Regions from separate parts of the Homo sapiens genome. Here region 1 is linked to region 2. A link is an interaction called in ENCODE POLR2A ChIA-PET data of the cell type or tissue named here. Cell type or tissue: MCF 10A. All regions are shown on one strand. Links, peaks and the distances in the headings refer to the core of each region. The heading gives the core; the rest is flanking DNA.

What was found. Peaks named below come from ENCODE experiments on the same cell type or tissue, not always from the same donor. Only the 100,000 strongest peaks of a DNase experiment are listed, where the experiment ranks them.
Region 1: POLR2A ChIA-PET joins it to region 2 with 5 read pairs; 2 of 35 experiments call an interaction of 5 or more read pairs at or near these places.

What each region holds. Positions count from the first base shown.
Region 1 is chr3:42,817,664-42,822,060 of GRCh38, forward strand. It overlaps ACKR2 (atypical chemokine receptor 2), which reads left to right. Exons shown (of 3, transcript NM_001296.5): 2 at 1,968-2,048. Among named protein-coding and RNA genes, the nearest start is that of ACKR2, 10 kb to the left of the region's middle. In MCF 10A, for the core only: no CTCF peak of the experiment used is centred there; DNase peaks (open chromatin) are centred at 1,978 and 2,378.
Region 2 is chr3:42,574,605-42,579,001 of GRCh38, forward strand. The region is part of intron 1 of SEC22C (SEC22 homolog C, vesicle trafficking protein); the gene reads right to left. Among named protein-coding and RNA genes, the nearest start is that of SEC22C, 5.2 kb to the right of the region's middle. In MCF 10A, for the core only: no CTCF peak of the experiment used is centred there; no DNase peak of the experiment used is centred there.

The sequences.
Region 1 (4,397 bases), core at 205-4,204, 240 kb after region 2:
TTTCTCCTCAGTTTAGGAGAAAAAAGTGTACATATCATCCCACATCTTCCCCCCAACCCAGCTCTCTCAACCCACTGGTTTCCATTCTTGTCACGCTACTGAAACAACAATAGTAAAGGACATAATTCAATGGACATATTTCAGTTTCTCAGCCCATATCTTACTTGACTCTTCTATCATATTTGACATTATGAATCTTCCATTGACACTCTTCTTCTCATTCTCCTTCCAGTCTGGTCATTCTTTCTTAGTTACAGTGACTGAATTTATTTCCTGTGTCCCTTAAATATTGGTGTGCTCTAGGGTTCTGTGCTCTCTTTCCTTCTTACTCTCTGCCCTTCTCTTAGAGTAATCTCATGTACTTTTATGGTTTTTTATTCTCATCTGTATGCTGATGTTCTTTTCTCTCCTCTGTCTGCCACACTTCTTGCCTGTGTTCCAGAGCTATCTATTCAACTGTGTTGGACGTCTTCACTTTGGTATTCCACAGACTCCATGTGTCCATAAATGAGCCGTGTTAACCATCTCTCTCCTCCCCTCTTCTCTGCTCTCTACATCTCTCTCCGCACAAGCCTGCACTTTCTCCTAAATTCCCTGACGTGTTTGATGGAACAACTGTCCATCCCATTCACCAAACATGAAAGCTGGGTCAATCCCTGATGCCACTTCCTCCTTTCTTCACATCCAGCCAGTGACATCTGAGCAGAGAACTGAATGACCAGGGGTCAGCTCTATGAAGATCTAGGGGAAGAGCTACAGCAGACATGAGACTGAGTTTTCACTTTCATAGTGATGTGCTCTGAGCAAACTGGCCCAGAATTGGCTGCTTCCTACAAGCAGTAATGTTGAGAGGATCATTTACACAGGAAAGCACTTAAACAGATCAAATAAGGAAAGACATTGGCATAATTTTTTTGAGACGGAGTCTCACTCTGTCACCCAGGCTAGAGTGCAGTGGCGCGATCTCGGCTCACTGCAACCTCCATCTCTCGGGTTCAAGCAATTCTCCTGTCTCTGCCTCCAGAGTAGCTGTGATTACAGGCAAGTGCCACCACACCCAGCTAATTTTTGTATTTTTAGTAGCGACAAGGTTTCGCCATGTTGATCAGACTGGTCTTGAACTCCTGACCTCAGGTGATCTGCCCGGCTCGGCCTCCTAAAGTGTTGGGATTACAGATGTGAGCCACCATACCTGGCCCATAGATTGTTTTTACTGACAACATTTTCAAACAAAATGCTGTCAGGTTGTCACTAAAAAATGGATCTTGGATTCTTTGCAGCTCCTCAAATTCCTTTTTGTTCTTTCTGTTAGTTCTTTGCTGGGGTGTTGGTGGGGGAAATGGGGGGCAGGTGGGATGGTGGGCACAGAATTTTCCTGACTAAGCCGAAGCTCTCCTGCCTCTTTTACTTGTTCTGAAGACTTTTGAATTTGAGATTAACAACACAACCATCACCTCTTAAAAGTCTGTATAACTTTATCTTGCATATATTTTGTTATTAAATATGTCTTTTAGTAGAGAATGAGTAGGAAGACTTTGGTCTTTATAATATTCAGTTTTATGTGGGTTATATCCTGATTTTTAAAGTTAGAAACTCATAATTTTATGTAATTCTATGTAACTAAAAAGATTGATTTGTTTTTATAATCTATATTTGTATAAGTATGGGACTAGATTACACAAAACAACATTGATCACTGGAACTAAGAGCTTTCTTTTGACCACAGGCAAACAGCTCTTTCCAGTAGAAAAGAGCTGGGCTCCCTCACTGTTTCCTGGCTCTTTCCAGTAGAAAAGAGCTGGGCTCCCTCACTGTTTCCTGGCTCTTTCCAGTAGAAAAGAGCTGGGCTCCCTCACTGTTTCCTGGCACACGGTATGATATTGAGTTCCATGATTATGCATGTACCTTGGGTTACAACCCCCCTGGCGGCAGAACCTCTATTGTGTCCTTCTTTGTATTGCCCACAGAGCCTGTTGGTGACCTGCACACAGGAGCCCTCCAGTCAGTACTGATTGAATTACTCAAGGCTGCCTCTCTGCAAAGTTGAGGTAAGCAGCTGAGTTCAATGATGCTGGCTGCATTTTCAGCTATTGGGGCTGCAGTAGCTAGGCAGGGGCTGCAGGCCCTTCTGGCTTTTTAGCCCTCCTGCTCACCCACCATTTACACAGTCTTCCTTTCAGAGCCCCCCTTTCTCCTCCTGCACTTCCTTGAATATTGACTGCCTCTCTGATTTCCCTCACTTTGTCTCTCCCAAATATTAGGGCTGTTTTTATGGTCTGCTAATTCTGTGAGAATGAGGTACCTCTTCTGGGAGGCACTGCCACACTCAATGGCACTGCAAACAGGTTTTTATTGGCTCATCTCCAAGCTCTCCAAGTCATTCTGCCCTCATACTGATTATGAGACACCATCTGTTTATCTTGATTGCATAATAAATTGAGGACTCATAAATGTAGTTGACATCTAAATTAGATCCAAATCACAGTAAGAACAGGATAATGGTCTCCTTTGTCAGAGATGGATGAATAATTACTTTTATAGCTCTGGAAGAAAAATGGGTTATGCAAACAGATACTTCACCCAAATTGGTTTCCTGAGTGACTCTCCGTATGTTGATGTTTTTGCTCAGGGACAGGAACCTGCCTACCCTGTTTCAGGGAAAACCAGAAAAGAAATATAATCTGCTTTGGGAGTCTGAGGCGGATGGATCACGAGGTCAGGAGATCGAGACCATCCTGGCTAACATGGTGAAACCCCATCTCTACTAAAAATACAAAAAATTAGCCAGATGTGGTGGTGGGCGCCTGTAGTCCCAGCTATTCTGGAGGCTGAGGCAGGAGAATGGCATGAACCTGGGAGGCGGAGCTTGCAGTGAGCCCAGATCACGCCACTGCACTCCAGCCTGGGCAACAGAGCAAGACTCTGTCTCAAAAAAAAAAAAAAAAAAGAAATATAATCTGCCCAACCCAACAGTCAAATGTTAGCCACCAATGTCCTTGTGTTACCCTGCTTTCTGAGGGCCAGAAGAGATTTTCAAAGATTATGAGCACTAAAATAACAGTAAAAAAAAAAAAAAAAAAAGCTAGTAACCTTGGCCTGTTGCCTAGTACAATATAGCTGATGAGAAGGAAATCACAAGGCAGTGGGACTGGGCTAAGGTGCAGCTTGTGAGTTCTCTAGGAATTGGGTGGGTTATTGCTTAAGGACAGTTCATCAATAGTTTTTTTTTTTTTTTCTTTGAGATGGAGTCTCACACTGTTGCCTGGGCTAAAGTGCAGCGGTGCGATCTCGGCTCACTGCCATGTCCGCCTCCCAGGTTCAAGTGATTCTCCTGACTCAGCCTCCCGAGTAGCTGGGATTACAGGTGGCTGCCACCATGCCCGGCTAATTTTTTAAATTTTTAGTAGAGACGAGGTTTCACTATGTTTGCCAGGCTAGTCTCGAACGCCTGACCTCGTGATCCACCCGCCTCGGCACCCCAAAGTGCTGGTGCTAAGATTACAGGCGTGAGCCACCATGCCTGGCCTCATCAATAGTTTTAAAAGACCTGTTACGATTTCTGGCTAATTTGCTTTTACCGTTAATTCAGAATGCTTGTGATCCACAGGCTATAGTGAGTGAGTTGTCCCTGGCATCCCTTTTCCTTACATACGTGTTCCACTAGAAGCAAGAAAAACCACATACAGCTGCTCAGTCTGCAATACGCCAACAGCACACGCACACAGGAGTCCTGTTTAGCTCACTTCCATTTCCTACGTGCACTGCTGCACACTTGACCTACACACTTGACATACGAAAGTGTCTCTGATCATTTAAACAACTCTACAAGTGTGTATTATTACCCCCATTTTATACAGGAGGAAACTGAGGTTCCGTGTGGTTAGGTAACTTGCTTGGGTTTCCATAGAGGCAGAGGTAGAATTTGAACCCAGTACTGTTTAGCTCATGCCCTTTCTGGAACACTCTCTTGCCTCTCTATCTTTTCTTTTTGCTGCCTATGCTCAGATTGTTCTCTCTCTTATAGAATATATATATGTTTTTGTTTTTTTTTTAGAGAGAGTCTCGTTCTGTCGCCCAGGCTGGAGTGCAGTGGCGCTATCTCGGCTCACTGCAAGCTCCGATTCCCGGGTTCACGCCATTCTCCTGCCTCAGCCTCCCGAGTAGCTGGGACTACAGGGGCCCACTACCACGCCCGGCTAATATTTTGTATTTTTAGTAGAGACGGGGTTTCACTGTGTTAGCCAGGATGGTCTCGATCTCCTGACCTCGTGATCCGCCCGCCTCGGCCTCTCAAAGTGCTGGGATTACAGGCGTGAGCCACCACGCCCAGCCAGAATATACTTTTCAATCTTCTCTTTCCCCTGTCAGAATCTTTATCAATCAAAACTTTTGTTTTG
Region 2 (4,397 bases), core at 90-4,089:
GTGGTTCTCAACATACGTAAAGGAACTATTTAAGACAATTATAAATGGGAGGGTTCAAAGACATAAAAGGAGGTAAAGTTTCTACATTTCATTTGAAATAGTAAAACACATCAGGAGACCACAACAAGTCATACACATACTCACACACAAACACATATACACCCCACTAAAAACTATACAAAGAGATATACTAAAAAACACTATAGATTATAAAATGAAATTATTATTTTTTGAGACAGGGTCTCACTCTGTCACCCAGTCTGGAACGCAGTGACACAATCATGGCTCACTGCTGCCTCAACCTCAAGTCATCCTTCTGCCTCAGCCTCAAGACTCAAGTGATCCTTCTGCCTCAGCCTCCCAAGTAGCTGGGACTACAGACATGTACCGTTATACCCAGCTAATTTTTTAAAAGATATATTTTGTACAGACAGGATCTTGCTATGTTGCCACAGCTGGTCTTGAATTCCTGGTCTCAAGCAATCCTCCCATCTCAGCTTCCCAAAGTACTGGGATTACAGGCATGAGCCACTAGGCCTGGCCTAAAATGTAATTATTTTAAAATGTTCAAATTACCCACAAGAAGTCAAGGAAAAGAAAACAGAGAAATAACAACAATGGCAACAACAAACAGAACAAACACAAAACAAAAAAGGGCAGACTTATTCCCTAATATATATCAATGATTACATTAAATGTAAATGGTCTAAATATGACAATTGCCAAAACAGAGACTGACAGTAGATAAAAGACATGACCCAATTATATACTATCTACATGAAATTCACTTCCAGTATAACAATATAGGTAGGTTGAAAGTAAATGGATGGAAAAAATATAGCATGCAAACATTAATCAAAAGAAGCAAGAGTTATATTATCATCAGATAGACTTCAGAGTGAAGAAAATGTCCAGGAACAAAGAAGGATATTACATAATGATAAAAGAATAAGTCCACTAAGAAGGCATAATAATCCTGAATGTGTTTGCACCAAACTTCAAAGATGTAAATAAGTGAAGCAAAAACTCATAAAGTGAAAGGAGGAACAGACAAATCCATAGTTATAGCTGGAGACTTCAATCAACTGCACCTCAAAAATTGATAAGACAAGTAAACAGAAATCAGCAAAGATTTACAAAAAGAACTAGAAAACACTATCAACTAAAGGATATAATCATGATTTATAATATTGCATCCAACAACAGAAGAATTCCTTTGAAGACCCCACAGAATAGGCTGGACACAATGGCTCATACCTGTAATCTCAGCCCTCTGGGAGGCCGAGGTGGGAGGATTGCTGAGGACAGGAGTTTAAGTCAAGAAACCACAGAATGTCTACCAAGATAGACCATATCCTGGACTATAAGACAAAACTCAATAAATTTAAAATAATTTATACAAAGTGTGTTATATGACCACAGTGTAATCAAATTATAAATTAATAACAGAAAGGTAAAGAAAACCTCCAAACACTTGAAAATTAAACACACACTTTAAAACAATCCGTAAGTTAAAAAGGAAATATAAAGGAAATTAAAAAAATACATTGAACTAGATGAAAATGAAAATATATCAAAATTTGTGTCACACAGCTAAAACAGTACCGAGAGGGAAATCCATAGCACTAAATGCTTACATTCCAAAAGAAGAAAAGTCTCAAAACAGTAATTTAAGCTCACAAGTCAAGAAATTAGAAGAAGAGCAAAATAAACTTAAATCACAAACATGGAAGGAAATAATAGGATAGAAATCAATGAAATGGAAAATTTTAAAAACAGAGAAAAATCAATGAAACAAAAAGTTGGTCCTTTGGACAGAGTGATACTTCATCTAAAAAAAATTACATTTCTATATACGAACAATGAACATATAGAAACCAAAATTTAAATACCATTTATAATCACTCTAAAAAATAATATCAATAAAGCTATAATTTTTTAAATAAAATACTTAGATATAAATCTAACAAAACATATACAGAACTTGTATGCTGAAAACTACAAAATATTCCTGAAATCAAAGTGCTAAATAAATGGGGAGATATATCATGTTTTATGGATTGGAAGAGTCAACAAAGCAAAGATGTCAATTCTCCCCCAAACTGATATACAGGTTTAATACAACTACTGAAAAAAAAAAATAAGCAAGCGAGTTTGTGGCTATAGATAAGATTATTCTAAAATGCGTATGAAAAGGCAAAGAAACTAAAATAGCTAAAGCAATTCTGAAAAAAGAATAAAATAGGAAAAACCATGCTATCCTACTTCAAGACTTATTATATAGCTATAGTAATCAAGATTGTGTGGTATTGTTGGAGGAATAGACATAGATCAATGAAACAGAATACAGAACCCAAAAATATACTTACATAAGTATATCTAACTGATTTTTTACAAAGTGCAAAAGTAATTTAAGGGAGGAAGGGTAGTCTTTTCTATAAATAGTGCCGGGAGTAAAAAGAAAGAATCTTGACCTAAACCTCACATCTTACATAAAAATTAACTAAAAATTTATCATAGATATAAATATGAAAAATAAAACTATAAAACTGGAAGAAAACATAGGAGGAAATCTTCAGGACCTATGACTTGGTGAGGAGCTCTTAGATATGACACCAAAAGCATAATCCATAAGATAATTCGGAAAACTGGACTGCAACAAAATTGAACACTTTTCAATTTTGCTTCTCTAGGAAAGCCCATGTGAAGAGGATGAAAAGACAAGCTAGAAATTGGGAGAAAATATCTGTAAACCACATATCTGATAAGCAACTCAAATCTAGAATGTATAAAGAACTCTTGAAATTCAACAGTGAAAAAACACAAACAATCCAATTTTAAAATGGGAAAAACACACATACAGACATTTCACAAAGAGGATATATGGATGGCAAATCAGAGCATGAAAAGATATTGAGCTATTATGAAAATGCAACTTGAGACCCCAATGAGATAATACTACCTACCCATCAGAACAGCTAAAATGATAAATAGTGACAGTATCAAACACTGGCAAGCATGGAGACAAACTGGATCTCTCATGCATTACTGGACTGTAAAATGGTATACTCTAGAAAAGTCTGGGCCAGGCGCAGTGGCTCATGCCTGTAATCCCAGCACTTTGGCAGGCTGAGGTGAGTGGATCACCTGAGGTTAAGGGTTCGAGACCAGCCTGGCCAACACGGTGAAACCCCATCTCTACTAAAAATGCAAAAATTAGCTAGGCATGGTGGTGGGCACCTATAATCCCAGCTACTTGGGAGGCTGAGGCAGGAGAATCACTTGAACCTGGGAGGCGGAGGTTGCAGTGCGCCAAGACTGCACCATTGCACTCCAGCCTGGACAACAGAATGAAATTTCATCTCAAAAAAAAAAACAAAAACAAAACACAGTTTGGCAGTTTCTTTTAAAACTAAACATGCAATTATTGTACAATCTACCAATCACACTCCTGACATTTATCCCAGAGAAATAAAAATTTGTGTCTACACGAAAACCTCTGTACAATTGCTCATTGCAGCTTTATTTATAACAACCAAACCTGAAAACAACCAAAATGTCCTACAAATAGTGAATGGTTAAACAAACCGCAGTATATTCATTCCATGGAATACTACTCAGCAAAGAAGAAGAATAAACTATGGTCCTGGTACACAGAACAACTTGAATGGATCTCAAGTGCATTATGCTTGGTTATAAAAAGCCCGTATCAAAAGGTTATATACAATATGCATCCTTTTACGTAACATTCTTGAAATGACAAAATTATAGAAATGGAGGGCTGATAAACAGTTGTCAGAGGTTAGGGATGGTAGAGAGGAAGGGAATGGGTGTGACTATGAATGAACAGCCAAAGGCATCTGGTGATGGAATAATTCTGTATCTTGATTGCGGTGATGATTACAGGAATCTACACACGATAAAGTGACAGTACTACACACACACACACACACACACACACACACACTTTATACCAACATCAATTTCCTGGAGTTGCTGTTTACTAGAATTATATAATATGTAATCAATGGGGAAAACTAGGTGAAGGGTACATGAGACTTCTCTGTACTATATTTGCAAATTCCTGCAACTATAATTATCTTAAAATAAAAGCTGGAAAAAAGTATTAACTTAAGATCCTCATGTACTGGTTACTTAAATTATGCTAATACTTTTTTGTTTAAATATAATTTTTAAATATCCCCACCAATATCTTATCTGCTAATTAACTGTAATTTTGATGTTTTATGCATGAACACTGAAGGGCACACTTTATAGTGAATAGCTCCTTTACTACATCACATTTCTAAACTGGAAGGTACTATAATCTCAGGACTCTTTGAAATAAAGCTGCTCAAAGACAACTAGTATTCAACTTAAAACAGGAAAGCGGCTGG